Linked DNA regions of Homo sapiens: region 2 is linked to region 1. The links are chromatin loops, found by intact Hi-C in ENCODE. Cell type or tissue: OCI-LY7. All regions are shown on one strand. Links, peaks and the distances in the headings refer to the core of each region. The heading gives the core; the rest is flanking DNA.

Region 1 (15,831 bases), core at 4,461-9,460:
CCACCATGTCTAGCTAATTTTTGTATTTTCAGTAGAGACAGGTCTTTGCCATATTGGCCAGGCTGGTCTTGAACTCTTGACCTCAAAGAGATCTGCCTGCCTTGGCCTCCCAAAGTGCTGGCATAATAGGTGTGAGCCACTGTGCTCAGCCAGTAAGGGGTTATTTTAGCTAGGCTGATAAAGGAGGCTTCTCCGGCAAGTGACATTTGAGCTGAGATCAGCATGAAAGAGAGTCAGTCAGTCAGTTATGTGGACACCTGGAAAGGAATGATACAATCAGAAGAAATGACAAATGCAGAGGCGAAAAGTGGGGATGACCTTTATGTGTTCGAAGGCAAAAAAGTCCACTGTGAACAGAGAGTAGTGGACAAAGTGAGAAGTGGTGGACGTTGATGTTAGTTAGATTCAGATCTAGTTTTGATTTTATTTTTTTGCATGGGAAGTGATTAGCTTGTTATTAGTAGAGGTATAACCCAATTTTTGTGTTATAAGGATCATTTGGCTACTGCATGGAGAATGAACCCTCAGAAGAGAGTGGAAACAGAAAACCCACCAGGATGCTGTTAGCTTGAATGAGAGTTGATGATGTCTTGAATTAAAATTATAGCAGTGAAAATGGTGAGAAGTGGTCAGATTCTAGGTGTATTTATTGGTGGAACTGACGCAATGTCCTGGTAGATGGATTTGGGCTGTGAGAAACATAGAAGAATCAAGGATGATACAAAGGTTTTAGTCTGATCAGCAGGGTGGATGATGATATCATTTCTGAGATTGAGAAGACCAGGGAAAAAGTGACTTTAGAAAGTCAAGAATTCTTTTTTTGATACATTAAATTTGAGGTAGATATTAGATTTTCAAACAGAGATGTAGAGTGGTTGGATATACAAGTCTAGGGTTTAGTGGGGAGATTGGGATTAAATATTTGAATCTGGGGATCATCAAAAATATGGATGCTATTGGAAGCTGTAAATGGGATGAGATTGTCTAGGGAGACTAGAAAGAGAAGAGGGCCAAAAAGAGAATCATGGATAATTGAATAAATCTGAGAGTGAGAGAGGTCAACAAAGTAGACTGAAAGATAGAAAGCAATGTGCTAGGGGAAAAATCTGGAAAATTAAAGTGACACAGATGGTTAGAGAATACAGAGATGACAGAATTAGCCAAATGTGTCAAATGCTGCAGGATATCTAATAGGAGGAAAGATAATTGACCATTGGGTTGGCAAAAGGAGGGCCATTAGTTAACTTAAAAAAAATGGTTTTCAAACAGTGGTGAGGGAGTTTTATTGAAAGTAGAAAATGATGACGAAGTTACCAAAAGCAATTGTATCAAAAACAAAAATTAGCAAATGGGACCTAATTAAAGGGCTCCTGCATAGCAAAAGAAACTATCAACACTGTGTGGTGGTCCACACCTGTAATCCCAGCACTTTGGGAGGTCGAGGTGGGTGGATCGCTTGAGGTCAGCAGTTCAAGAGCAGCCTGGCCAACATGGTGAAACTCCATCTCTACTAAAAAATACAAAAATTAGCCGGGCATGGTGCAGGTGTCTATAATCTCAGCTACTCAGGAGGCTGAGGCAGGAGAATTGCTTGAACCTGGGAGGTGGAGGTTGCAGAGAGCCGAGATTGTGCCACTGCACTCCACCCTGGGTGACAGAGCAAGACCCTATCTTAAAAAAAAAAAAAAAAAAAAAAAAAAAAGCAATAAACAGATTAAACAACCTACAGAATGGGAGAAAATACTTCCAAACTAAGCAGCTGAAAAAGGTCTAATATCCAGAATGTATAACAGACTTAAATTTACAAGGAAAAAACAACCCCCTTAAACAGTAAGCAAAGGACATAAACAGATACTTTTCAAAAGAAGACATACAGGTGGCCAAGAAGCATATGAAAAAATGTTCAACATCACTAATTATTAGAGAAATGTAAATTAAAACCACAATGAGATATCATCTCACACCAGTCAGAATGGCTATTTATACTAAAAAAGTCAAAAAATAACAGATGCTGGTGAGGTTCCAGAGAAAGGGGGATGCTTATATACTGCTGATGGGAATGTAAATTAGTTCAGCCATTGTGGAAAGCACTGTATCCAGTCCTCAAATAATTTAAAACATAATTACCATTTGACCCACCAATCCCATTACTCAGTATATACCCAAAGGAATATAAATCATTCTACCATAAAGATACATACACACATATACGTTCATTACAGCACTATTCACAATAGCAAAGGCATAGAATAAACCTAAATGCCTATGAATGATAGACTGGATAAAGAAAATGTGGTACATACACTCCATGGAACACTATGCAGCCATAAAAATAAATGAGATCATGTTCTTTGTAGCAACATGGGTGGAACTGGAGGCCATTATCCTAAGTAAACTCGGGAGCAGAAAACCAAATACCACATGTTCTCATAAGTGGAAGCTAAACAAAGGGAACACATGAACACAAAGAGGAGAACAAATGAGACCAGGGCCTACTATAGAGTGGAGGGTGAGAGAAGGGAGAGGATCAAAAAACTATCAGGTACTATGCTTACTACCTGGGCGATGAAATAATCTGTACACCAAAAGCCCAAGACATGTAGTTACCTATATAACCTGCATATGTCCCTCTGAACCTGAAATAAAAGTTAAGGAAAGTGAAAAATTGTTAGTTCCTTCTGTGACGTGCCCCCAACATGCCTAGAAAAATACAAGTAGGGGTTCCTTAATGGGGTTATACAATTGGTGCTTTTTTTTTTCCCCCTGTCTCCAAGGCTCTGTGGTATGCTTTGAAGCTAGTTTTAAGTAGCCTTCCCTCATATTAAATTGGAGGTTCAGGATTAGGATTTCTCCCACCAAATTGTATTCTTATTCAGAATAATAGTAAAATAGCCTCATACTACTACCTTATGGTATGTTTCAGCTGATTCAGTTGATAGAAAACCATGTAATTTTTCAGCTTAATTTAACATTGTATCTAGGGCAAGCTCCAGGAGAAATTAGGTAGTGAATGCCCTGTTTTGTAGCTGGTTTATGGAAAATTTGAATAATTTACAAAAACGTACTTTTCTGAGATATCAAGCAGTTCGTTGAATTATGTTGGCATTCCTAAGCACTAACGCACATAATGAGAGAATATACTCCATTATACATGACATCTGGACTGGGAACAAAAACAGAATGTCAGCAGATATAGTAAAGGTTATAATAATGGTTACAGCCAATCTGGCTGACAATACTGTGTGTTCTTTTGACTGCTCGTGGGTGAACAAGACAATCTTTTAAAAGCAAATAAACACATTAACACAAGATAGGCAATGTTTTGAGACAGTGCCAAGTTGCAAATATCGTGTATGGACTCCTCTCAGGGGTTTTGAATTTGGGGAAGTACGTTTTGGGACATGTCATTAAATTTGCTGAAATGTGGCGCTTTCTTTCCTCTTCCCTATAGAGAGAAGCTGGAAGTGTTTAAGGGTTAGTAGCTCATGCCAAGATGTGGATGTTGATGTCCTAGTTGTTTCCTGACTCCCCCTCTGCGAGCATATGTTCGGCTTGGCTCCTCCGCATTGTCTGGAGGAGGCTTTCAGAGTGGTTCTGGGCAGAGCTAGACACTTGCTGAAGAGCATCTGATCCCACTTCATTTCCCTATAGCCTGGCTTACTGTGCCAATCACCAGTGGGAAGTTGGCAACTTGAATTCTGGGCTTTCTCCATGAAGTGAGGCACCACAGCATTTGCATGTATGACATTGTGTTTGTGGGTTATTAAAGAAGACATTTTGACTTGTTTTTGCTAATATTTGGGCAATGGAAAGATGCTCTACATATTCCATAGTCAAAAGGATCATCAGGACGACTGTGACATAGAATACACATGAAAATACATGAAGTAAAGCCCATGAAAACAATCAACTCTAAGGTGCACTCTAAAGAACTAGTTGTTGTGATAAATATTAGTGTTTCTCAATGGGTAAAAGTATTTACTATAGAGCAGTGTTTGAAAACTCAAGTGTTTCAAGTCCAGGGAGGCAGCTTGAACATTTGGGTCAGGATGTAACTGTTAGGAGTGGCGGGTCTTAGAGAAAACTGGTGATTGCACACCCAGCCATATTCAATTAGAGAACAACACAATAAAAGCCATAAAAAAGACCTTTGCAGGATAAGAGCCTGCTAATTGCCAGCTAGTGACATAATAGCAGAGAGTAAATAGAATTTTCCAGATGAAACAAAGCTTTGAGATTATTAATCTTTCATTTCACCAATAAATGAGGTGACATCTCTCGATTAAAGTCCCATAGGTACTTAGGGATAGGACTAGAATACAAATGCCTGGTGTTTTCTGTGTCAAGCTGTGTAAGGCAAAGACTGAGACCTAAACAGTACAATTATTTAACTCTGATAAAATAGTATGGTGCTACTGTATATATTTTTCTTTTTCTCAGAGGATAATGATCAATCTTTGCAAAACCCACTTCTAAGCCCTGATCATAAAACTCTGTTTTTAAAGACAACATTGTCTTCCGATTCTTCTGTATCTTATTTTTTAATTTTAATTTTTTAAATGTTTGTGGGTACATAGTAGGTGTATATATTTGTGAGGTACATGAGATATTTTGATACAGGTATATACTGTATAATAGGGTAAATGGGACATCCATCACCCCAAGCATTTATCCTTTCTTTGTGTTACAAAGTATCCAATTATACTCTTTTAGTTATTTAAAAATGTAAGTTATTGTTGACTGTACTCACCCTGCTGTGCTATCAAATACCAAGTCTCACTCATTCTATCCATTAATAACTATATTTTTGTACCTATTAGCCATCCCCATTCTTCCTCTATCACTACTATCCTTCCTAGCCTCTAGTAACCATCATTCTATTCTCTATGTTCATGAGTTGAATTATTTCAATTTTTAGCTTCCACAGATGAGTGAGAACATGGGAAATTTGTCTTTCTGTTCCTGGCTTATTTAACTTAACATAATGTCCTCCAGTTCCATCCATGCAGTTGCAAATTATAGGATCTCATTCTTTTCTTATGGCTGAATAGTACTCTAATGTATATATGTACCACATTTTCTTTCTTTCTCTTTTTCTTTCTTTTTTCCAGATAGAGTCTCTCTCTATCACCCTGGCTAAAGTGCAATGGCAGCAATCACGGTGCACTGTAGCCTCGACCTCCCAGGCTCAAGCTATCCTCCCATCTCAGCCCCTTGAGTAGCTGGGATTACAGGCGTGCACCACCATGCCTAGCTATTTTTTTTTTACTTTGTAGAGATGAGGTCTCACTATGTTGCCAAGCTTCGTCTCCAACTTCTTGGCTCAAGCAATCCTCCCACCTTGACCCCCTTAAAGTGCTGGGATTACAGGTGTGAACCACCACACCCAGCCACATTTTCTTTATCCATTCATCTGTTGATGGACACTTAGCTTGCTTCTAAATCTTAGCTGTTGTGAATAGTTGAATAGTGCTGCAGTAAACATGGGAGTGGAGACACAAAACTGTTGGAACCAAATTCATGTTGTTTTTTTAGACAGGGTTTCACTCCTGTTGCCCAGTCTGGAGCGCAGTGGCGTGCTCTTGGCTCACTATAACCTCTACCTCAGCCTCCGAAGTAACTGGGACTACAGGCTTGTGCCACCATGCCTGGCTAATTTCTGTATTTTTAGTAGCGACAGGGTTCCACCATGTTGGCCAGGCTAGTCTGGAACTCCTGATCTCAAGTGAACCACCTGCCTCGGCCTCCCACAGTGCTGAGATTACAGGCATGAGCCACTGCATCCGGCCCAAATTCTTGTGTTAAATAATGTCACAGGAGAATATATTCCTGTTTCTTACATTATAAGTGGAATTTGCCTGGAATTGGAAAAATTTGAACATGTAGGAGAGACAGGGCTATTTATAAATGAAAATTCAATGACAAACAGTAAAGAAATACATCAAATGAATCATTTGTGGTTGTACAACATAGACCTTCCACATTGCAGGAAAAATGTGACCAATTTTTAGGTAATATAATTTAAACAGAAATGTTACTTTTAAAAAATGAGAACTTTTATACTTCGGCTTCAAGTGTCAATTGTAAAACCATTTTGGAAATAGTTTTGCGTTTTACTTAAAAAGTGAAATGAGTGAACACTCTAAGGCACAGCTCTATAGCTTGGTGAAACTCACATGTATGTCAGCAGACACATCAATGTTCAAAGCAACATCCTTAAAAGCAAAAAACAGGAACAAGCCAAATGCACATCTACATTTGCAGTGGATAAATTGTATTGCATGCATATAATGGAATAACATATAATGTGAAAATGGACTACAGCTACATATATTAGTAAGAAACAAAAGGTGCCTTAAAAATATATACACAGAATTTCCTTTAAAATTTAAAAAGCAGCTGAAACTGAGCAACATGTGGATAGGAAATTCATGTGAGTTTAAACCATAAAGAACAATAAGGGAATAATTAAGGTAAAAGTAAGGATAGTGGCTAACTCTGAAGAGAGGGACAAAGGAGGTATAAGCAATCAGGTAGGGAAACCGGGGGCCTTAGGGATATTGATAATATTCTGTTTCTTTAAATGGTGGCATTCACTGATCTTATTCTTAAAATATATATTCATCTTTTATATAAATTTTATGTCAAAAGTATAATAACTGAGCAGAATAATTGGTAAGAAGTATTGAGTAATTATTGTCTTGAGTTTTTTCCCTTCATTCTTGACTGATAGTTTGGCAATTGATTATAGATAATGAATTATACACAGTCATGCACCACATAATGTTTTGGACAACGACAGACTGCAGATACAACAGGGGGTAAGATTATAAGGGAGCTGAGAAACTCCTGTGGCATAGTGGCATGTGGCAGCTGTCTTAACATAGCACAGTGTGTTATCTTTTCTATCTTTAGATATATTTAGACACACAAATACTTATCGTGTTACAATTGCCTACAGTATTCAATACAGTAACGTGCTGTATATGTTTGTAGCCTAGGAGCAATAGGCTAAACCATATAGCCTAGGTGTGTAGTAGGCTATACCATCTAGGTTTGTGGAAGTACACTCTATGTTGTTTGCACAATGACAAAATCACCTCAGCAACACGTGATTGACTGTATTTAATTGTATTAAAAATGTTTGTTGTAGAAAAAAATGGAAAAAATGAAGTTTGTCGTCTTAACTTTTTCTAAGTTCAATTGTTATCATTTTTACCTCCCAGTCGTTTTTAGCAGTTTTAAGTATATTCAAATTGTTGTGTGACTGATCTCCAGAATGTTTTCATCTTGCAGAAGTGAAACTTTTGATTCATTAAACAACTCCCCCTTTCCCCCTCCCCCAAGGCTCTGACAACCACCGTTCTACTTTCTGTTTCTGTGAATAGGTTCCATGAATCTGACTACTCTAGATACCTCATGTAAGAGGAATAATACAGTACAGTAGACTCCCCTTACTTGTGGTTCCACTTTTTGCAGTTTGTTACCTGCTGTCAACTGTGGTTTGAAAATATTAAATAAAAATTTCCAGAAATAAACAATTTGTAAGTTTTAAATTGGGTGACATTCTTTGTAGTGTGATGAAATCTTGTCCCATTCAGCCCAGGATGTGAATCATTCCTTTGTCCAGCATAGCCCTTCCGCATATGCTACCTGACTGGTAGGCACCTAGTAGCCATCTCAGTGATCAGATCACCTGTCCAGGTATTGCAGCGTTTGTTTTCAAGTAACCCTTATTTTACTTAATAATGGCCCCAAAGTACAAGAGCAGTGATGCTGGCATATTGTTATAATTGTACTATTTTATTATTAGTTATTAATCTCTTACTGTGCCTAATTTATAAATTAAACTTTATTGTAGGTATGTATGTACAGGAAGAAACATCATATATATAGGCATCATTAATACCCTTGGTTTCAGGCATCCACAGGGATCTTGGAATGTATCCCCTGACGATAAGGGAAGACTCTTACACTTGTCTTTTGTGACTGGATTATTTCACTTAGCATAGTGTGTCCAAGATTTATCTGTATTGTAGGATGTGGTCAGAATTTCTTTCCTTCTTAAGTCTAAATAATATTCCATTGTATGTGTATTAGTCTGTTTTCACACTGCTGATAAGCACATACCTGAGATCGGCTAATTTACAAGAGAATGAGTTTTAATGGACTTACAGTTCCTCGTGGCTCGGGGGGCCTCACAATCATGGTGGAAGGCAAGGAGGAGCAAGTTACATTTTACGTGGATGGCAGCAGGCAGAGAGAGAGCGAGCTTGTGTGGGGAAACTCCCCCTTATAAAACCATCAGATCTCATAAGACTTATTCATTATCATGAGAACAGCATAGGAAAGATCTGTTCCCATGATTCAGTTACCTCCCACTGGGTCCCTCCCACAACACGTGGGGAATTCAAGAAGAGATTTCAGTGGGGACACAGTCAAACCATATCAGTATGTATATACCACATTATGTTTATCCATTATCTGCTGGTCAACACCTACGTTATTTCCACCACTTGGCTATTGTGAATAGTGCTGCTACAAACATAGGTGGGCAAGTAAGTCTTTGAGATCTTGCTTTCTTTTGAATAGAGACCCAGATGTAGAATTCCTGGATCATACGGCAATTCTATTTTATTTTATTTTTTTTGAGGGTTATCTTTTATAGTGGCGGTACAATTTTACATTCCCACCAACACTATTTTTCCCATCCTTGGTAATTTTTTCCTGTCCTTACCAACATTTAACTTCCATTTTTTTTTTTTTTTCTGATAGTAGAATTCCTAATGGGCGTGAGGTGATATCCATTGGGGTTTTGATTTGCGTTTTCCTAATGATTAGTAATGTTGGGTCCCTTTGCATATACGTGGTCATTTATATATCATCTTTGGAGAAATGTTTATTCAAAGGATTTGTCTGTTTTAAAAGCTTGGGCTGTTTTCTTGTTAAAGGCATTTTTTTTTATATTCTGGATATTAACCTCTTATCAGATACATGATTTGCAAATATTTTCTCCCATTCTGTAGGCTGCATTTTCACTCTGTGGATTGTGCCCTTTGCACAGAAGCTTTTACTTTTGTTGCCTATGCTTTTGTTGTTATATCCAAGAAATCCTTGCCAAATCCAATGTCATGAAGATTTTCCCCTATTTTTCCTTGTATGCTTTACAGTTCAGATCTTTTAGGTCTTTGATCTACTTTGAGTTAAATTTTGAATGTGATGTAAGGTAAGGGTCCAACTACATTCTTTTGCCTGTGGATATTCAGTTTTCTCAACACCATTTGTTGAAGAAACTGTCCTTTCTCCATTGAATGGTCCTGGCATCCTTGTTGAAAATCTTTCGGAGATTAAGAATTATGTATATATGTTTAGCACCTTGAAGACTTCGTTCAGCTGTTTCCAGCTTTCAGTTTTTGAAGAGTCAGCTTTCAGTTTCATTGTTCTACTTTTCTAGTTGCTTTAAAGATCTTTTAAAATTGTTTTTGGTTTACTATGAGTCTAGGTGTGGATTTCTTTCTATTAACCTGGCTTAAGATGTTCTGGGATACCTAAGTCTTTGGATGGGTGTCTTTTGTCAGCTCCCCATCAATATTTCGTCTGTTAGAGCTTCTGTTCCATTCTTTGTAGGATCTTTTGAAAATCTTAGTAGTTTTTTTGTTGTGCGTGAGACAGGGTTTCGCTCTGTCACCCAAGCTAGAGTGCAGTGGCATGGTCACAGCTCACTGCAGCCTTGACTTCCCAGGCTCAAGCAATTCTCCTGCCTCAGCTTCTCAAGTAGCTGGGACTACAGGAGGCACCACCACATCGTTAGTAGATCTTTATTATACCTTCTCACTCCGAACTTCATGTTTCACAACATCTCAGATGTCATATTTTCCATCTGTCTCTTTGTGTTTCATTCTGCATTCAATCTTTAGCTCTCTATCTTTGAACTTACTTTCTTTTCTGCCATATCAAATAACTTATTTAACTCTTCCTTTGAATTTCTCACTTTAATATTATACTCTTCCTTTCTACTTAACTGTTTTGCATATCTGCTGGTTCATAGTTTTGGTACTTGCTTATTCTGCCATTATATTCTTTTACTAACTGCTGTAGACTGAGTGTCTGTCCCCCCAAATTCATGTGTTGAAACCCTAATCAAGAATGTGATGGTATTTGAAGGTGGGGCCTGTGGGAGGTGATTAGGATTAGATGAGGTCATGAGGGTAGAGCTCTCACAGGGCTCTTAGGAAAAGAGGAGGAGACAGAAGATCTCTCTGCATGCATACACCAAGGAAGGCCATGAGATTTTGTAACCAGGAAGACAGCTTTCACCAAAACCTTGACCATGTTGGTACCCTATTCTTGAACTCTAGAACTGTGAAAAATATTTGTTTAAGCCTCTAAGTCTATGGTAATTTATTATAGTAGCCTGAAATAAGATATGATATCTGTTCTTTTTTAACATTAATTATTCATATTTTACATTGATAATTTAAACACCTGCAGTTTTTGTGGAACTGATTTGTTTAAGTCTCAGTCACACAGGCTTGTTTCCAGTTGTGATTTGTGTTTCAATTGTGAGCTTATGCTTGTTGAGACTTTTATCTGTGGGAATTCTTTGGGGTCTGAGGTTGAGGTCATTTCTACAGAGAGCATTTGTTTGCCTCTGTCTAGCATCTGAGAGCACTACAATTTGGACTACCTTAAATTATTTTCTACTCGAGGTTTTTCAGGCTGTAAAAATAATGTAAAGTCTGATCTCGCATCTGTTATGAAGTTTGCTTTATTGTTAGCAATTCTCAGGCAAGACATTTTTTTCTCTCCACCCATGGCCTAGGCCTAGTCAGGCAGTTTTCCTCACTGTCTTCCTTCATAGGTGCTTTTATTTATGTAGTTCACTCTTTGTCTGACTTGTCATCTCTTTTGAGTGCCAACTTTTTGGAGGATTGTAATTTGACATCTCATCTTCTGGGATCCTTAAGCTTTGTTTTCTCAATCTCATGTTTATCAGTAAAAACCAAGTGATCTGCAAATGCTTTTTGGAAATCCACTGGTGATTTCAATACTTGGTCTCTCTCTGGATTCGCTCTTTTCTTGTCACTTTTTGCCTTTCAGAGTTTCCCCACTTTCTTGCTAGGTTAGATGAATTTTAAAAGATATTTTTAAATCCTGCATCTTAAAAGATATGATTAGGTTAGAGAATATCTTGCTATAATGCTGGGCATAGAATTCCTATGTGACTTTTATATTCGATATTTCTGTGTATTAAAACTATAATCACTTATAATTTAATGTGCTATCGTATTTATTGAAATTGAATAAACTGTATCCTCTGTTCACTTTTTGGATTACTGGGTAATTCCAAAATTCAGTTTTATGAAATGTTTTTATGCTCATATTAGCTGCTTAATAGATGGATGAACTCTGAAATCTCAGTGTCTTAATGTAGGTGAAATTTATTTCTTACAAAAATTCTCTTGGTGGTGGTGGAGAGAGGGTGGCAATTTTCTTTCATGGAGTATTCACAGACATGGGCTGATAAAATCACTTCTTCCATACATGACTTCCAGATGGCAGATGGGGAAGAATTATACTAGAAGTTTTTTTGAACCAGGTGTAGAAGTGCTGTACCTAGCTCCTGCCTAGAACACATTGCCTCCTATTCACTTACAGGACCAATATTGGAGAGTTGGGAAATGTAGTCCTTGGTGTGGAAGTCACTTCACAGCGATGGCTCTGGACCTTGGAAGGGGAGCCTGAATCTTTGGTAGACAGCTAGTCTGTCCCTACTACAGTCCTATTCTTTGGCCACCAAGTATCTATCATGTGCCCTTCTTTGTATACACAGAACACATTTACCCCTTTCCCCAAAGAGAAAACCTGAAATCCATCCCAATTACACATCCAGTGTTAAGTTTAGAATCCCTCTGTGATGTGCAGTTTTTTCCTTCAGGTCCATATGTGGCTTCTTGTGGCCTGGCAACTCACGTAGTAAAAGATAAGTTAGGTGTCTCTAGGATGTTTCTTTAGATGTAAGAAGTCTTACATGAACCTCATGAATTAGTCTGCCAATTTTATCACGTATTATCTGGCCCCATCCATATCTAATATTTCTCTGTAACCTCTTCTTTCTTTACAAAACAACAACAAAAAACCAACAAAAACAAAAAAACCCTGTGTTTTACCCCAGTCACTTTTGCTCTCAACTGTTTTGGTGCCAGGAATACTCAGCAGTTTTTTTGAAGTGAGATAAACACTGATGTCTTCTGTGTCATGGGGTCCCTCCACAGGGTTGCTTGCATTCCTGAAGTGTTTGCACTTGGTAGGATAACTCTTCCTGTTTCAAATCTTTCTTATGTACCTGAGTGCACACCAGCTGTGAGTAGAGTTGGGTAAGGACAGGCTCCAGTTCCAGCTGCCACTGTGTGCCTCTGGCCACGTTGCTAACTCTGGTTTGTGATGTCAGAGTCATTCATTTCCCCAGATCCCTTCTCCTTTTTTGGCTCATCTCTTGCAGAACTCTCAATCTTGCTCCAACACATCTTGCCTTTTCATGGCACCTCACTTTCTACTCTATGTAAAGCAGCATATATAAAAACAGAACAAAACACTCAATTTCTTATGGGAAGAGATGTTACCTAGTTTTATGTGCTGATATCTGTGTCTCAGCTCTTACCCAGGCAGGAGAAACTAGAGCTTTTTTCAGTGCTTTACTATATTTTATGATAGTCATATAAAATATTTTTTCAGAATAATTTTCTTTAAACCAAAATGTCCCAAATGAATGTATAGCACTGAGAACAAAATAAATGAGGAGAATGGTATTAGAAAAAAATACCTTATATCAATTCATAGTTTTCCCTTTACGTAGGTGTATTGTCTTTCTATAATAAAACTAGCATGAGGCATACGGGCATGTGGAGCAGATGAATCAGCCCCTCTGTCCACTTGCCTGGAAGTGTGGCCTTGAAGAAACAGCAGAACTGCTTTGGATAAGATGAAAATTGGGCCCCACGTGGAACTCATTAACTTAGGAAAATAGAAACCAGATTATCTGGGGATTCAAAAACTGTATTGTGTTGCGTTCTTCACCTTGTGTTTAAGATTCTCTTGGATTGGTTTGTAAACTTTGGCTCCACTGGGCTTCTGTAAGGTCAGAGGCATGCTGAGAATTTTGATACCAGGAATGCCACCAGGAGCTTTTGTGTTCCAGGATGATATCTGAAGGAAAATAACTTGTCTCGGTGGTTAATTGCTTTTATTTTGGGATCCACCTTTCTCCTGCCATCTTTTTTCCTTTCTTCTACCCAGAATACTATAAAGACGGCAGATAGGCAAGATGCATAACTTTAAGTTTGCCGAAGGGGGAAAAAAAAAGGCTAATCTTTCCTCAGCCTAAGGGAATTGCTAAGCAATCAGAAGTTTGCTAATGAGCACAAATAGACCATCTATTCTTGAAGATGCAATGAAGAAAAACATCTAAAATAAACTCTGGAGGAGGAGGAGAGAAGAAATAAGAGATTCACACTTCCGCATTCTTTTCAGATCAAAAATGTTGAGAGAAAAGTGAGAGTACTTGAAAAGTTAAGAAGTTAAAGCATGAATGAATTAATTGTTTTAATGAAGGGTGGCTGTTTATTCAATAAAAATATGGCAAAATATAGAAGAGGTCCAAGAAGACAAGAAAGAAAGTATATAAACTTTCCAATAATTTGAAACTTGAAACTGTTTAAAGTGCCATTTTGAAAGTTTTAAAGGGAAAATCTCTTGTTACTATCGAAGAACTTCTAAAATATTATCAAGCCCCAAAAAGAAAAAAAAAGTATCTATTTGGTGATAATCAGTGTGAAACTTGATTTATACTCTTCCAAACTTATTTAACAATTCAATTGATACATTTAAAGTGAAATCTTAAAATGGACTATCAATATTTGGGTGGCAGATATAATATTGTACTGATGGCAGCCATTTATCTAAATCTTGTCTTAAAAATGATAGCTATTTCCCAGCTTTCCAAATCCACAGTTATTTAGGGCAAAGAATTCCTGCTGGCTGGCCAGTTGCCGGGTTGAAGAACTAGGATGATGCTATGTAAAATAAAGGGAAAACTGAAGGAAACAGGGAGGCTGGATCCATTTATATCAGTGATATGAGAAAGGGGCACCAGAATTCTGTAGGACCAGAGTAGGAGAAAGAGGTCTGAAGAAATGGAATAGTCTTAGAATAAGAGAAAAGCAGACAGGAAAGAATCTCAGAAGTGTTGCCATGAGTTTAAAATTAGGTCCTCTTTCAGGTACTTTGAGTTGTATAATAAATGTTGTCATATATTTTCTACATACTCTTGGTTATTCTTTAAATGCAGCAGAATAAACATGGCCATGTGGAAGCCTCTCCTATGTTTATGTATATTTATGTAACAGTTCCCATGATGGACACTAGTAATGAAGATCGTTGATAGCAGTATCATAAGTTTTGTAAAAATTTGTCATGAATTACTTAAATACTGAGTGTCCAGTAATAATTTGAAAATGATTGTTTTTTTCCTCACTGTCCTCCTGGCCATGAACATCGTTAAATGCAAATGCAGTGAAATGAATAGGCTTTTGTAATTGTATGTTGAACAATGAGTAAAGGGTAGGAAAGAATTGTGTTTGTATTTTTTTCTGTGTTTTATGTACATGTCTACAACAAATTATATAGCCCAATTTGGGTGTTTAAGAGGCGTGGAAGGAGTAAAAGTTGAGAACATGACTATTATTCTGTTAAGGTATTTTTCAGTTTTCTTAAGGCCTTTGGATTCTGTATTTCTTAGGCACTAAAAATTATGCTACTTGAGCAAGTCTTTGGGAAGGTCTGGGCTTCAGTCCAGGCACCTGCAGGGCTGGCTCATGCAAAACAGAGAAATACGGGCAATTTATCTCTGGCAGTTTCCTTTTCAGCATCCCTAGTTTCTTGCTGTGCCTCAACCATCAAGGATTATTCTGCCATTTGTAAGTTGTCCTTAGTTCCTATCAGGGGTAAGTGAATTTGTCTTTAGTTCCTATCAGGGGTAAGTGAATATGACCCTGTAGGAATAATTTTTTAAATAGGAGACCCTTAAAAGACTAAAAAGTTTTTACTAAGAAACTTCATTTACTCTTTCATTCATTCATCCATCCATCCATCCATCCATCAATCCATCCGTCCGTCCATCCAATACCTGTATAATGACCAAGTGGTAATGAGTTAATGCTTCTTGAACAGTTAGCACATCCCAGGAACTGTTGTAAGCATTGCATCTGTATTATAAACTAATTTTACTTTCACAACGACTGTATAAGGCAGGAGCTATTGTCATCATTTTCTAGGTGAATTAACAGGAATAAATGTTACATGACTTCCCCAAAGTTCTGCAGATAGTTAGTCAGGTGATCAACAATGAACCAGACAGGCTGAATGGGCCCAGGGAGCAGTATCATTTTTAATTCTTCAGGTGGACTAAATTATGTAGCCAGGACTGAGAAACGCTGCTATCAACTAATTGCATCCTACCAATTTCTTTCTTAGGAAGAATATGAAGTCAAGGAAGACCATCCACAGAAAAGATGCTTGCCAAACTCCCAGGTTCCTGGCAGAATGAATAATGTGAATAAAATGCATGTTTAGTCCAACAGTCCTTCTTAAGTGGTATATAAATAAATAGTATACAATAATAGATTTTGTATGGTGCAATTGTTTTTATTCAGAAATGTAGATACATAGAAATACAGTATCTTAAAAACATAGGAAGTTCCAGGGCTGCCCACTTACTGCTTCCTGTATCAGGCGGCATGAGAGTTACTGAGGATACAAAGATGAGTGAGACAC
Region 2 (15,831 bases), core at 6,882-11,881, 88 kb before region 1:
GTTGAATCCTGTTTGCCAGTGGAAGGGGTCTCCTCACCCCTAGTGGAAGAGACATTCTCACCCCAAGTGGTCTCTCCATCCCTAGTGGTAGTGGCCTCCCCACTCATAGCATTCTGGTCTTTCTACCTTAGTCTAATGGAATTAACCCTATGTTGCTGGAGGAAATGGTAATGGCCTTCCCTGAGGCAGTTGCCATGCAAGACAATGCTGATTCTCCTCAGGACCTGCTCCCATCACCCTTCTTTGTTTCTAAATTTACAACTAGACTTAAGGCCAAGCAAGTACCTAAAGGTGAGATCAAAGTGTCACCCGTGAGGAAGTGCACTATACTTTACAATAACTACTTGATTTTTCTATTTATGCAAGCAGAAATCTGGTGGATCACATGTGGGAATGGATAGTAAAGATGTGAGAGAATGATGGAAGGAACATTAAGTCGAATCGGGCCAAATTTATTTGTATGAGCTTGCTAAATAAAGATTTTGCATTTAATGTTGCAGCTTGGGAGTTAGAAAGGGCTCTAACAGTTTGGTTACTTGACTGAAACATGGATCTAAAGATAGCTCACTGCATGTGACTTGGAAATGCCTGAACTACCTTGGATTAACATAGAGGGAAGAATTCAAAGGCTTAGGAGAATTGGAATGGTAGAGTGGATTTTCCATTTAAGACCTACTCATCCACACTGGCTGGGTATTCTCAAAATACCTTTTATTTTGAGAAATAATTTGTGAGGTAAGGCCCAATATTTTTGAAGAGTTCCATGGCCTTTCTTCTATGTTGACCATAAATTACAGTGAGAATTGCAGACACTCAGTTGAACAACCTAAATACAGTAGGAGTAATTGGATCCTGGGATAGTTTGGATGTATCTCTCAAATTTCACATGTTGGAAACTTAATCCCCAAATTCATATGTTGATTGAAGGTAAGGCCTTTAGGAGGTAATTAGGATTGTATAATGTCACTGGGGAGGGGCCCCCATGATAGAACTGGTGGCTTTGTAGGAAGAGAAAGGGAACCTTGAGCTAACATGCATGCTCTTGCCCTCTAATTATGTAATGCCTTCTGCCATGTTATGATGCAGCAAGAAGGCCCTCACCAGATGCCAGCACTATGCTCTTGGACTTCCCAGCCTCAAGAACTGTAAACCAAATAAGTCTCTCTCTCTCTCTCTCTCTCTCTCTATATATATATATATATATATATATATAAATTATTCCATCTGTGATATTCTGTTATAGAACAGAAAATGGACTAGGACAGAAAACTGGTATTGGGAATGGGATTGTTGCTAATAACGGATACCTAAAAATGTGGAAGCGGCTTTTGAACTGGGTAATGGGCAGGGGCTAGAAGAATTTGGAGGATCAGGCTAGAAAAAGCCTGTATTGCTCTGAACAGAGCATTAAGGGTGATTTTTATGAGGGCTCAGGAGAAGACATGAAGACTAGGGAATATTTGTAACTTCTTATAGATTATTTTACTGGTCATGCTCAGAATGCTGATACAAATATGGATAGTAATGGCCATTCTGATGAAGTCTCAGATGGAACTGAGGAACAAGGTATTGGAAACTGGAGTAAAGGTCATTCTTGTTATAAACTGGCAATGGACATAGCTGGGTTGTGTTCATAATACAGAACTTAAGAGCAATGAATTAAGATATCTGGCAGAAGAAATGTCTAAGCAGCAAAGCATTCAGGTTTCTGCTTGGCTACTTTAAATTGCTTATATTAGGCTATGAAAATTAAAAAATGACTTAAATCTGGACTTTGTAATTAAGAGGGAAGCAAAGCAGAAAGACTTGGAAAACTCTCAGCCTGGTCATTTAAAGAGTAAAGTGTATTCAGAAAAGGAAACCAAGAGTGTAGCCCAGGGACTCTTTGCTAAAGAGATAGAAAGGATCATCCGGACAATGAGAGAAAGAGTCCAAAGGTATTTCAGAGATCTTTGAGGGTGCCCCTCCCATCACAGGCTCAGGGCTCTAGGAGGGCAGAATGGTTTTGGGAGACAGGTCTGAGAACCCTCTGTGGCCTCACTGCCCGTGGCTGCCTTGTGTCTCTGCTCTCTGCATCCCAGTGCAGCAATCCTTGGCCATTCCAGTTGTGGTTCAAGTGGTCCTGGATATAACTTGACCCCTCTGGGTGTGGCTTGACTTGCCACTCTGAAGGGTACAAGCCATATACTTTGGCTGTGTCTACATGGTATTAATTCTGTAGACCAACAAAATGTAAGAGCTGTGGGGGTATAATTGCATCCACCTAGATTTTAAAGAATGTTGCAGACTGCTTGGGAGTTCAGGAAGAGACTTGTCCCAGGGTTGGAGTAATCAGAGAGATCCCTCACTAAGGCAATGCCCAGCAGAACTTTGGGGTTGGAGCTGCCATAGAAAGTTCCCACTAAATCAATGCTTAGTGGAGCTCTGGGAGCAGGACTGCTGCAGGGATCCCAGAATGTACAGTCACTGGCAACATGCAATGCCAGCCTGTGAAAGCTGCAGGCACCACTGTGCAGCTACAACTTGAGAAAGCTGAAATGTGGCCTGAGTCCAACAAAGCCATAGTAAAGAGTGAGGCAGTTTTGGGGCCCAAAGCCTGCAGTGTGTCTAGGAAGCAGCACATACAGTGAAAGATTAACTTAATGTCTGCCCTATTGGGTTTTGGACTTGTTTGGGGCCTGTTACTTCTTTTTTTCTGGACTATTTCTCCCTTTTGGTAAGGGAATATGTATCTTATACTCTTCCACCGTTGTATCTTGGAAATGAGAAATTGTTTAATTTCACAGGCTTACAGCTGGAAGAAATTTGCCTCAAGTTGACTTGTGCCTTGAGTTTCACCCATATCTGATTCAGATAACTTTGGACTTTTTAAAGTTGGTGCTGGAACAAGAGTTTGGGGCAATTGGGATTGAATTATTGTGTTTTGCATGTGAGAAGAACATACATTTTGGAGGTGGAATGCTATGGTTTGAGTGTGTCGCCTAAATTTCATGTGTTGGAAACTTAATCCCCGAGTTCATATGTTGATTGGAAGTGATGCCTTTAGGAGGTAATTAAGATTAGATAAGATTATCAGATTGGGACCCCATGGCTTTATAAGAAGAGAAAGGGAAGCTTGAGCTGATAGGCACACTCTTGCCCTCTTGCCATATGAATGTCCTCTGCTATGTTATGGCAAGCAAGAATCTCCTCACCAGATGCCAGTGCCATGCTCTTGGATTTCCTAGTCTTCAGAATCATGAGCCAAATAAACATCTTTTCATTATAAGTTATCCAGTCTGTGGTATTCTGTTGCAACAGAAAACAGAGTAAGACAGGGAGTAAGAGCCAAGTGGCAACACTCAACTGCCAAAGGCATGGTGAAGATAGTTACTCTAAGGGACAGTAGGGTCAAAGCAGTAATCAGAATAGTCTGATTCTCGCAGACTGGTAAAGTTGGCCTGTTAATTATAGTGTTCCTAGAAGTGAAATAGATAGGAAGCTATTAAATTCTTACTCAATCTGTATAAGCAGACAAGTTCCAGGTAAAGTGAATCATAAAATTCTAATGAGAATCATAGAAACAGAATCATAGCCCCTCAATCAGTTCTCAGACTTGAGCCAGTTGACAGACCCAGAGCCCCTTGAATGAAGGGAAGACTGGGTCTCCTTGAGGAATGACCCTTGAACACAACTGAAAATGTGTACTGCTAATCTTTCTCTCAGCCTTCCTTCAAAGGACCTAAAGCTTATTACAATGATAATTGTGCATTGGAAAGAGGGCAATAATCAGGATTTGGGAGGAGGCTCTTGAACATTGACTCTGAACTAGCACTGATTCCATGAGGCCCAAAATGTCAAGGTGGCCCTCCAGTCAGAGTAGGGGCTTATGGAGGTCAGGTAATTGACAAAGTTTTAGCTCAAATTCATCTCGCTGTGAGTCAGGTGTATCCTCAAACCCATCCTGTGGTTGTATCCCCAGTTCCAAAATGCATAATTGGAATAGACATGCTGAACAGCTGAAAGAATCACCATACCTTTTCACACTTAACAATTATTAAGCCCATAATAAATAATAATAATATAATTAAATATTAAATAATATTAAAATAAATAATAAAAGCATTATACATTAACATAAATATTATTATATCATAGAAATAACGATTGCTAAATAAAAATTATAGTAATAAAAGTGGCACTCCTTTATTTTTTATAAGCCTTGTTAGTGTCTGTCTTGAAGATAGCTGAATTCTCATACCTGCTTCTGCATTCAATGTGTTGCTGTATGATATGTGGTTGATATGTCTGAAGAAAATCCAGCCTCATATAAATATGTGGTTGGACAAAGGAAGACTATTGTGATGGCATTTTCAAGTAATTGTGTATTTCTTTCTTTGATAGTACATAAACATTCAACAAGTGGAGGTTTTTTGAGGGTTAGTGATAATGTGGATCTGAAGCCATATCAGTGAACTTCTTGTGTTCTTTTATATCAGAATTCAGTGGCCTATTTTGTATAATACTTTGAATGAATATTTTACCTGGGCATGAAGCTAATCCAGAGCTCCACTTACAACACTGCCTTTTATAACATTCTGATGAGACTAAACATGAATTATAAAACATGAAACTCAGCATGAATTATAATACATGAAATGAAATAGGAATTTACTTGAAAAGAGCTAGAGGTTTCTAAAGCAAGTTGATGAGAACTGATAATAAAACTACAGACACTTTAGGGAAATTTCTGATTTTCATGCCTATTGAATCAGACTGTGGAATTGGAACTGTCTTGATAGTTCTATGAGGCTAATATATACTATTTCCTAGGTGCCAAGACATTCACTTTATTTGGCATTAAATATAAATAGCTATTCATCTATTGCCATTAACCAGCTAATTAACTTTATTACCATTGATAGTTTTTAAATTCTTCAGGTCAAGGCTATTGAGTTCTAATTTTTTTTTGGCAACATCTTTTTTTTTGATTATTATTATTTTTTATTATTATTACACTTTAAGTTTTAGGGTACATGTGCACAATGTGCAGGTTAGTTACATATGTATACATGTGCCAGCTCGTGTGCTGCACCCATTAACTCGTCATTTAGCATTAGGTATATCTCCTAATGCTATCCCTCCCCCCTCCCCCACCCCACAACAGTCCCCAGAGTGTGATGTTCCCCTTCCTGTGTCCATGCGTTCTCATTGTTCAATTCCCATCTATGAGTGAGAACATGTGGTGTTTGTTTTTTTGTCCTTGCAATAGTTTACTGAGAATGATGATTTCCAATTTCATCCATGTCCCTACAAAGGACATGAACTCATCATTTTTTATGGCTGCATAGTATTCCATGGTGTATATGTGCCACATTTTCTTAATCCAGTCTATCATTGTTGGACATTTGGGTTGGTTCCAAGTCTTTGCTATTGTGAATAGTGCCACAATAAACATACGTGTGCATGTGTCTTTATAGCAGCATGATTTATAGTCCTTTGGGTATATACCCAGTAATGGGATGGCTGGGTCAAATGGTATTTCTAGTTCTAGATCCCTGAGGAATCGCCACACTGACTTCCACAATGGTTGAACTAGTTTACAGTCCCACCAACAGTGTAAAAGTGTTCCTATTTCTCCACATCCTCTCCAGCACCTGTTGTTTCCCGACTTTTTAATGATCGCCATTCTAACTGGTGTGAGATGGTATCTCACTGTGGTTTTGATTTGCATTTCTCTGATGGCCAGTGATGATGAGCATTTTTTCATGTGTCTTTTGGCTGCATAAATGACTTCTTTTGAGAAGTGTCTGTTCATATCCTTTGCCTACTTTTTGATGGGGTTGTTTGCTTTTTTCTTGTAAATTTGTTTGAGTTCATTGTAGATTCTGGATATTAGCCCTTTGTCAGATGAGTAGGTTGCAAACATTTTCTCCCATTTTGTAGGTTGCCTGTTCACTCTGATGGTAGTTTCTTTTGCTGTGCAGAAGCTCTTTAGTTTAATTAGATCCCATTTGTCAATTTTGTCTTTTGTTGCCATTGCTTTTGGTGTTTTAGACATGAAGTCCTTGCCCATGCCTATGTCCTGAATGGTAATGCCTAGGTTTTCTTCTAGGGTTTTTATGGTTTTAGGTCTAACGTTTAAGTCTTTAATCCATCTTGAATTAATTTTTGTATAAGGTGTAAGGAAGGGATCCAGTTTCAGCTTTCTACATATGGCTAGCCAGTTTTCCCAGCACCATTTATTAAATAGGGAATCCTTTCCCCATTGCTTGTTTTTCTCAGGTTTGTCAAAGATCAGATAGTTGTAGATATGCGACGTTATTTCTGAGGGCTCTGTTCTGTTCCATTGATCTAATCTCTGTTTTGGTACCAGTACCATGCTGTTTTGGTTACTGTAGCCTTGTAGTATAGTTTGAAGTCAGGTAGCATGATGCCTCCAGCTTTGTTCTTTTGGCTTAGGATTTACTTGGCGATGCGGGCTCTTTTTTGGTTCCATATGAACTTTAAAGCAGCTTTTTCCAATTCTGTGAAGAAAGTCATTGGTAGCTTGATGGGGATGGCATTGAATCTATAAATTACCTTGGGCAGTATGGCCATTTTCATGATGTTGATTCTTCCTACCCATGAGCATGGAATGTTCTTCCATTTGTTTGTATCCTCTTTTATTTCATTGAGCAGTGGTTTGTAGTTCTCCTTGAAGAGGTCCTTCACGTCCCTTGTAAGTTGGATTCCTAGGTATTTTATTCTCTTTGAAGCAGTTGTGAATGGGAGTTCACTCATGATTTGGCTCTCTGTTTGTCTGTTATTGGTGTATAAGAATGCTTGTGATTTTTGTACATTGATTTTGTATCCTGAGACTTTGCTGACGTTGCTTATCAGCTTAAGGAGATTTTGGGCTGAGACAATGGAGTTTTCTAGATACACAATCATGTCGTCTGCAAACAGGGACAATTTGACTTCCTCTTTTCCTAATTGAATACCCTTTATTTCCTTCTCCTGCCTAATTGCCCTGGCCAGAACTTCCAACACTATGTTGAATAGGAGTGGTGAGAGAGCGCATCCCTGTCTTATGCCAGTTTTCAAAGGGAATGCTTCCAGTTTTTGCCCATTCAGTATGATATTGGCTGTGGGTTTGTCATAGATAGCTCTTATTATTTTGAGATACGTCCCATCAATACCTAATTTATTGAGAGTATTTTGGCAACATCTTAAAAATGTTACTTTGCCCATCTATGGCTGCTTTCCACCAACCCATTCAGCATAGGTGACATTTCCCTGCTATAGATTTTCTCTCCCTTTTACAGAATGGAGACTCATCTATACTCATTAACATTTCTAAAGGCTACTAAAGATGAATATTCTCATAAAAGCGCCAGGTCATTTTGATTTTGTTATTTTTCATTTAAATGATATGTATGCCGTGACTATGTGTAAAGTGGATCAGGGCTGAAGATACCACACATTAGTTGATTCCCATTGTGAGGAGAAGCATATGACAAGTTTTCATTCTAGAGTCCTTTTCAGTCTCCAGTTGCCAAGAAAGTTATGGATATACAGTTACGTGTCTCTTGATGATGGGGATGCATTCTGAGAAATGCATCGTTAGGCAATTTTGTCATTGTGCAAACATCATCATGTACCTACAGGAACCCAGATGGTATAGCCTGCTACACATCTAGAATATATAGTATAGCCTATTTCTCTTAGGCTAAAAAATTACACAGCACATTATTGCACTGAATACTGTAGGCAATTGTAACACAATAGTAGGTATTTGTATATCTCAACATATCTTTAGCTGTTTACATAGAAAAGGCAGTGCATTGTGGCTCTGACATTATGATGGCTATGCCACTAGGCGATAGGACTTTCTCAGCCTCATTATAATCTTGTGGAACCCTTGTCATATATGTGATCTATTGTTGGCTGAAATGTCACTCTGCAGCGTGTTACTGTCAATTGTTTTCAGTAAGAAAGTATGTTGATAAAAGTGCAATTTTTGTCCATGAAGAGGGGGAAGCATATTATCTTTTCTATAATTTTGTTTTTGTATTTCTTGTTTTCACTCAGAAGACAAGGCTGTCTGTCTTTATACAGAAGCTCCTTGACTTATTATGGGTTTAAGTCCCAATAAACCTATCACATGTTGAAAATATCATAAGTTGCAAATTCATTTAATACACTGAATCTACTGAATATCGTGGCTCACCCTAGAATTCTGTAAATGTGCTCAGAACCCTTATAGTACAGTATTTAATAAATTACATGAGATATTTAATACTTTATTATAAAATAGGCTTTGTGTTAGATGATTTGGCCCAGCATTGCCAGAGAATATTGCATCACATATTGCTAGCCCTGGAAAAGATCAAAATCCAAAATTGGAAGTACAGTTTCTATTGAATGTGAATCACTTTTGCACCATTGTAAAGTAAAAAAATCATAAGTCAAATTGTCAGAGGATCCAGGGGCCCTCTGTACTTTCTGTTGGCTTGACTATGACAAAGGGAGACTGATTTTGTTGCTAACTTGCACAAGTATATAAAACACAAGACGTTGGTATATAGTGTTACGTACATTTTAAAAATTACCAAGCACTTGAATGTCCTCTCAAACATGTGTACATATCTGTGGATCAAGTTCCTCCCTTAATTGTGGGTAAACTAAGCCTATTTATGCATAACCGGCTACCTTTCAGTTTTTAATAAGGTAAAATGCTGAATACTTATTTTTATAAAGTCTCTCTTGCTGACCTTTGTGGAATTAGTAAATTATGTTGATAGCTGGAACTTCATTTCTTAAGAGGTTTATAAACCTCTCAGGACCTTTGTTTTTTCTGCAAGTGGTAAAACCCAGGTAGAGCTGAGTAGAGAGATTTGTTTGAACTTTCAGTCCTAGCAGGTGTGGGGCTCACTTTCACCTCTGCTATTCACAATGTTCCTACGAACTCTTTGGTTCATGGGATTGCAGAGAGTCCTGACCTTCATTGCTTGAGCTGTGTTCCATTTCTGTGTCACCTTTCATCTTATGTTCTTGGGGAGCCTTTACAGAAAGAAAGGAACACAGCGCATCACTGATTCCCTCACCCCTTCTATGCACAGCTGACTTCAGTTCCTTTTTAAAGCCTCAGCTTGTGTCTCACCTCTGGCAGGAAACGTCCATCATCCTCTCTGCCCTCTGCTTCTGGGCCACATTCCTCTTATGGTATCTTTCACATGCCCCCATTATGACACAGTCCTCACACTGTGGAAAAAAACACACATCTTAAGTGTCTCTGTCTGTCTAGATCATGAGATAGAAGATTTCTTTCTCTCTGGTGCTTGGTACTGTGTCTGGTATAGTCAGTGAAGTGATCCAATGGTGCTAAATTGGCCCCACAGTAACCAGGCAGGGAGTCTGTGAAACGTCATGGCTTAGCCACCTGTGCCTTCAGAGTCTTGCGAATTAAAGGGAGAGGCTACACTTGAGCCAGTGGGGAGTGGGGGTGGAGAGAGGAAGTTAAACAGAATTTCAGTAAAATAGGGTCAAAGGAGTAGCAGAGCATAAAAGGACACTATTCTCACTAATATTTCTGAGATACTTGTGTAGCTAAGTCTGTACAAAAAAATAGTTGTTGCTAGGGTAGATGAGTCAAATTTCACATTTTAAGGTAAGAATATCCCAGTAAGGGCAATGGGGTTATATTATCTGATACTACTTTCTCTTGTTAAATGTTCTATTAATATTGCAAGCACATTGTATAAATTCCAGTTATCAACTATGTTGATAAAGAATGAAAAAAACCTCTCTTATGTTGCTATTTTTTTGAGGAATTGGCGGCAGGAGGGTGAATTTTTCCATAAAGGCAAGGTGGGGATACACTTGAATCCCCAAGCTCCTTGAGAGGACTCTTTGAGATCTTGTAGCACCAAAATGAAGCGCTCAGTGGCCACTTTTATAATACTCTAGTGAAATCTGGGATTTAGTTTTTCTGTAAATTATTAAATAATTTCTCAAATAAATATACATTATTTAATATTGATTTCTCAGGAGCTAGTACAATACTTAATATATAGAAAGAGGCCAGAAAATATTTGTAAATATCTCTCCTAGAGATTTACCCAGAGCAGCCATATGATAGTCCCATCTCTCCAATGAGTAATGGTAACTTTTTCTTCTTATTTTTCCATCCCATCTCAACGTCTAAGTTCATCTAAAATCATTGGAATTGGATAAGATCTTTTAGAAGACCTACACTTTTGGCATCTCTCCCTGTTCTTGCTGCCTCCTGTAGGCTCTTTATTCTTAGAATTGGAGGAAGTCTGTGGACATCAGATGAAGATGGAAAGACTTTCAAAGAATAATGCTGTCTATATACTGGAAATGAGAAGGAACTCATTAAAAGCAAATTTAACGTGACAATATCCAAGGAGGACACTATATATTTCTTTTCACTTTGGGCAGGCATAAACCTAGGTCAGCTATCTCCTCCATCTCCTTCCTTTGGGCAAATTTCTCGATTCAATTTTATCTTTTAGAAAAATGGCATGTCTGTGGAGGAGGCTGAGGGTTGAGATCTTAAGCAACACACTCTGATATTGGAATGTTAAAAATAAATGCCTCACACAGCAGTTTGCCATTTGAAGAGACTATCATGAAAAGATTGAGAAAGTGGTTGAAATCAATTTAGCTGTTCTTTATTCTACAATGAAGAAAACAGAGTTCACATTATTTTGGTAAAAAATATTTTTGAAACAATCAGTTTGTTAGGTGTGTGAATGAAATTTACCACTAAGTCATAAAAAACCAAAAAACCCAAACCAATGGAAAACCTTACCCCAACTTAACCCTAAGCCTCAAAGGCACTGAGGCACACATATTTTAAGAATAGATATGCACATTGAATTTCTTCTCACACATCCATTTGTGAATTAGGGTCTGATTTCTCATTTTTAGATCTCATGTAAACTTGTTGACACCAGTGGGTAAAAGTGCTGAGCGTGTTTTATAGAGAAGAGTATTCTCATTATGTATGACCTGGGGCAATGCTTTACAGATTTTGGTACCAACAAAATTGTTTCTGTTTGAGTGCCCACAGAAATGGACTTTCAGACAGGCTTTTAGTACAAAATAATTTATTTGAGAAATGTATGAAATGCCAGAAGGGAAATAAGGAAGTGAGATGGGAAACGGAAGGCAATCAATAGAAGGTACATCATCAAGCCAGTTACTACTAATTGCCATTATTACATAATACCAGGGGGAAATTGGGAAATGGTGTAGAATGTACACTTCACAGCTATCCCTCCTGGGGAATGTGAAATATGTACATCTATATACCTATGTCTCTATCTATCATTGATCTATCTCTATCTATCTATTATCTATCTATCTATCTTCCATCTATCTATCATCTATTATCTATTATCTGTCTTTAAAAAATCTATCATCTATCATCTGTCTATTTAATCTATTATCCATTTATCATCTATCTTTCAATCTGCTATGTATCATCTATTATCTGTCAATCTATTGTCTATCATCTATTATCTGTCAGTCTATATTATCTATCATCTATTTTTCAATCTATTTATTTATTATCTATCATCTATTATCTATCTATCTATCTATCTATCTATCTATCTATCTATCTATCTATCTATCTATCTACCTATTTCTCTATCTTATCGTCTATCTATTGAGCTAAGTATAAATTCCTCACTCCTATCAGTCATTGGTTGAAGGTTGCTCCAGAGGGGTTAATTCCAGAAACTTCTGGCCTACTATTTGCTGAGGTAGTCCAGGCTTTCAGAAGCTTCAGAGAAAAGCCCTCAGGCAACAAGATTTTGACAGGTGTGTACAAATTGGCCCCTAGACACTGAGGGCACCAGCATATGTTGGTGCATCTGAGGGGCCTACTCTGCATCTACTGTGGTAACCATTTGGTTTCTGAGAGGGCATTCCTGTGTTGACCACTGAAAGTGTGAAATTTCTTTAAAGTTTTGTGTTTTAAGATACCAATAAATGTAAAATGTGCATTTTGTTTCATAATATATTTGTTATTAATTATAAATATGAGATGTTTAAAATCACTTATCAGTAGAATAACATAATGTTTTGCCCAACCTAAAATTTTTTTACATGAAAGAAATGTCTTAGCCTGACTTCCTTTGAAAGCAGAGCTTAAGACAAGTCTTGCATGCAAGTTTATTTGGGGACTAATTGCAGGGGCCAGGGGTGAAGGGCTAGGGGCATAGCAAAGCTAGGAAAGCCAAAATAAGGATGAGCTATCAAGTTGGCTACTGCTGCGGGTTGAATGGTGCTGGATGTTGCTGGGATCATCTAAGAAGCCTATCAAAATTAAATATATTTCAGAACTGTCCAGCGTGGGGACCAAAGTGGAAGCACGTATCCACTATCGGTTCCCCAGTGGTCAATGGAAACCCCATAGGCATTAACTATGCTCCCTACAATGTGGTGCACACCTGAGTGATGATCAGATTCAGACAAGTCCTGGGATAAAAAGCATAGGCCAAGGTTCAGAGTTGTCAGATTACATTTTGGGAAGGTGGTAGGAGCCTGTGCAGAACTGATTGCTGTAGCAGGGGCTGAAGTGTGGGGTGGGCGGGCTAGGAAGACCTATAATGGTGCACGTGAAGTGCCAATACAGTGATGCTTCAGGAACATGTGAATAAGAGTTGAGGATGATAAGAGGCATACTCTAGGGGGAGGTGTGTGGTTATTGATATGCTACTCCTTTGCCAAGATCCAGCACTCTTTTGCAGAATCCAGATGCATTTTGACAGTCTCTTTCTGTTAAAAGAAATTCAAAATTCATTCTTCCTTTCCCCTCACAATCATTTCTTAATTTTATATTATGATACAGAGTTAATTTATTAGCCTTTCAAGGTTATTTGTTAGAATCATAAGTTTTAAGACCATTTGAGAAGATTCAACATATATAAATAATTTTTCTTTCAAAATGTAAAAACCCATTAATATGAAAACATATGGTATATGTTTCATAAAACAAAACAGAAAATGTAATTACTTATAAATAATCTTCAGTTTGACTCTATTCTCATCATAGCCCACATTCTCCATTGTTACTCTTGAAAATGGAACCCTGCTTTTCCAGTATCCATGTAAAGGAAAGGCAATGAAGAGGTGGTCTAATTCCAACTATGCTGGCAGCTACAGCTCTCTCGAGCTAGAGACTCAGAGGGAGTCAGGAGAATCATTTATTAGACTAAATATTCAATGTGTAGTGTCATAAAGTAATCAATACTACATCAGCTGCTGCTGGCCATCCCAGCTCTATTATCTGTGAAATGGGCTGGCATGACATTGGACCCAGGGGAAATGGGAGGAAAGCCTCTGGTCAAAGGATGCTTTATTTTACTCTACAGAGAGATGTAAAATGCATATAAATGAATGTTTAAATATTTGATTTAAGCATTTGGTTTTATTGGTTTGAATACACTATGAGTTTTATTACCTCAGTGAAGAAGTCTTTTCAAAGAAAGATTATGGAAAGCCTTTTCAGCATGTGTGATTCCCCCCAAAAAAGATGCTTGTACTGTTTTTTTTAGTCATTCCTAACAATTAATACTACTGAGTCCTAATGAAGAGGATTATAAAATGTTCCCTTACTTGTGACCACTTCAAATCAGAAGGTATATATGATTTCCTCACCCATTAAGCAGGCATAATAATCATGCTTTAGTTTAGTATACACGAGATTTAGAACAGTGCTTGGCATATAGTAAGCTCTCAGAAATGGTAGTTGTTAATATTATTATGTTTATATGTTGTAACCCGCTTTGGTTACCATATGCTTGTCTAAATCTAGGCAGTAAAAACATCCAAACATTCCAAGCAAATAACAGGCTAAATAAAGATGCTATTAACAGTACTACAACTATAGTTAATAACATACTGCATGCTTGAAAATCACTAAAAGAGTAGAATTGAAGTGTTCTCACCACAAAAAAATGATAAGTATATGAGCTAATGCATATGTTAATTAGCTAGATTTAGTCATTCCACATTGTATTCATATTTCAAAACATGTTGTACACCATAAATGTATATAATTTTTGTCTATTAAAGATAAATTTAAAAAAACAAATAATAATAAACAAGAACACAACTATTTTTAAACCTAAAACTTTAACACCAAAGGCAATGCATAATTTTGAAAATGAAGTATGTGGAAAATTTAAGCCATATCTTCAATTATTTCTCAAATATCCTCAATGTATATATTATAGGTAAAATGTACCAGAAACAAATTTCTTCATTTATTCAGCAGATCTTTAGTGAATTTCTACAATGTGCTAATGCATTAGGTGCAGAAGATTCATCAGTGATGAGGACAGTCAGAGTCCCTGTCATCAGTGGGCTTCAACTATAATGAGAAAGACAAGACAATGAAAAAGTAAGCAAATATATAAATAAGGTAACTATGGATTGTAATTAGAGTTTAGGAAAAATAAACATAATGAGATAGACAATATCTGTGGGAGGCTACTCTAGAGGAAGGCTAGTGAAGACTTCTCTGAGGAGGTGACATCTTTGCCAAATGTTGAGAATGAGAATGTCAGTCAAGTGAAATGGGGGTAAGAGGAGAGGAGGGAGAGGAAGCATTTCAGATAGAAAGATCAGCACATGCAAAGTCCTAGAGGAAGAAAAAGAGTTGGTGTGTTCAAACAATATACAGGAAGGAAGACGATGTTCTTGCACTATTGTGAATGAGGGGAGTGTTGTGCAGAGTGAGGTTGAATAGGGCACAAACCTATGGTTAGAAACTTGGTTTTATTCTGAGAGAAATAGGATAACATTGAAGGATTTTAAGCAAGGGATAATGCAATCTAACTTATCTTTTTAAATATCTTACTATTTTATGGGGAATGAGTAATTGGTGTTGTGGGAGTGATACGAAACAGAAAACCAATTCAGAGACTGTGGAAGGAGTCCTGGAAAGAAACAGTGCCTGGAATATGGTGGCTGTACAGATGGAGAGCAGTGAAGTGACTTGAGATGCGTTTTGGATCTGTAGGACTTGTTGATGGCTTGGAAAGAATGGGGAAAGAAAGAGTCATTGATTTTGGCTTGAATAATTCAGTGGACTGTGGTTCTGTTTCCTGAGTTGGGAAGGACTTTTTTGTCTTATGAGATGCCTATTACACATTCAAGAGGAGTTTGCAAGTAGGTGGTGGTGAAGTCTGGACTTTGATCTAGGTATAAATTTGAAATTTGTTATCATAGATGATATTTAAAAGTGCAGGAATGAATGTGACCACCGAAGGATGCTGCTGAAGAAATACGTGTAATAAGAACAAAAAAAAGTGATCATGGATTTGGCAACAAAAGGTTGTTGGCAACCTTAATAGATTGAAAAGTGACTTGAAAATAAGAAAGTAGAGCTAGCAGATGTAGACAATTCATTCAGGGAGTTTTGTTGAGGAAAGAAGGAGAAAGAGAACATGCTGGATTGGGGACTATGAGCTTAAGAGAGTTTTTGTTTTTTTTAAGATGGAAGATAGTGAAGGTATATGGGAGACAGTGAAAATATATGTAAAAATATATGGGAGATAGTGAAAATATGTGTGGAAATGATCTGACAGAGAGAATGGGTGGATGGTAGGGCATGGGGAGATGGCTGAAGCTGTGCACTTCTTGAGAAGGTGAGAGGGTTGGAGCAAAAGCGCCTGTGGAAACAATTTCTTTTGGTAGGTGTAAAGACACTTAAAATTGCAAAGAGGAAACATGTGCAGAATTGATTTGCACTATGAAGGAATTCTAATCTAGTAGTTTCTATTTTTTTAATGACTCTGTGGCAACATCCTCATCGGAAAGGATAGAGAG

Evidence for each region. Hi-C counts contacts between places; a loop is a spot of excess contacts. Peaks named below come from ENCODE experiments on the same cell type or tissue, not always from the same donor. Only the 100,000 strongest peaks of a DNase experiment are listed, where the experiment ranks them.
Region 2: a loop joins it to region 1, with 4 times the contacts of the local background. A loop is called at or near these places in 2 of 110 quality-filtered maps.

What each region holds. Positions count from the first base shown.
Region 1 is chr1:193,530,517-193,546,347 of GRCh38, forward strand. The region is part of intron 3 of LOC124904475 (a long non-coding RNA gene); the gene reads left to right. Among named protein-coding and RNA genes, the nearest start is that of LINC01031, 230 kb to the left of the region's middle. RefSeq lists enhancers at 9,339-9,548, 9,799-9,868. In OCI-LY7, for the core only: no CTCF peak of the experiment used is centred there; a DNase peak (open chromatin) is centred at 7,335; H3K4me3 peaks cover 1,495 bases; H3K27ac peaks cover 1,990 bases.
Region 2 is chr1:193,440,002-193,455,832 of GRCh38, forward strand. LOC124904475 (a long non-coding RNA gene) reads left to right here and starts at 14,284. Exons shown (of 9, transcript XR_007066777.1): 1 at 14,284-14,401. In OCI-LY7, for the core only: no CTCF peak of the experiment used is centred there; DNase peaks (open chromatin) are centred at 9,120 and 9,410; H3K4me3 peaks cover 1,570 bases; H3K27ac peaks cover 2,449 bases.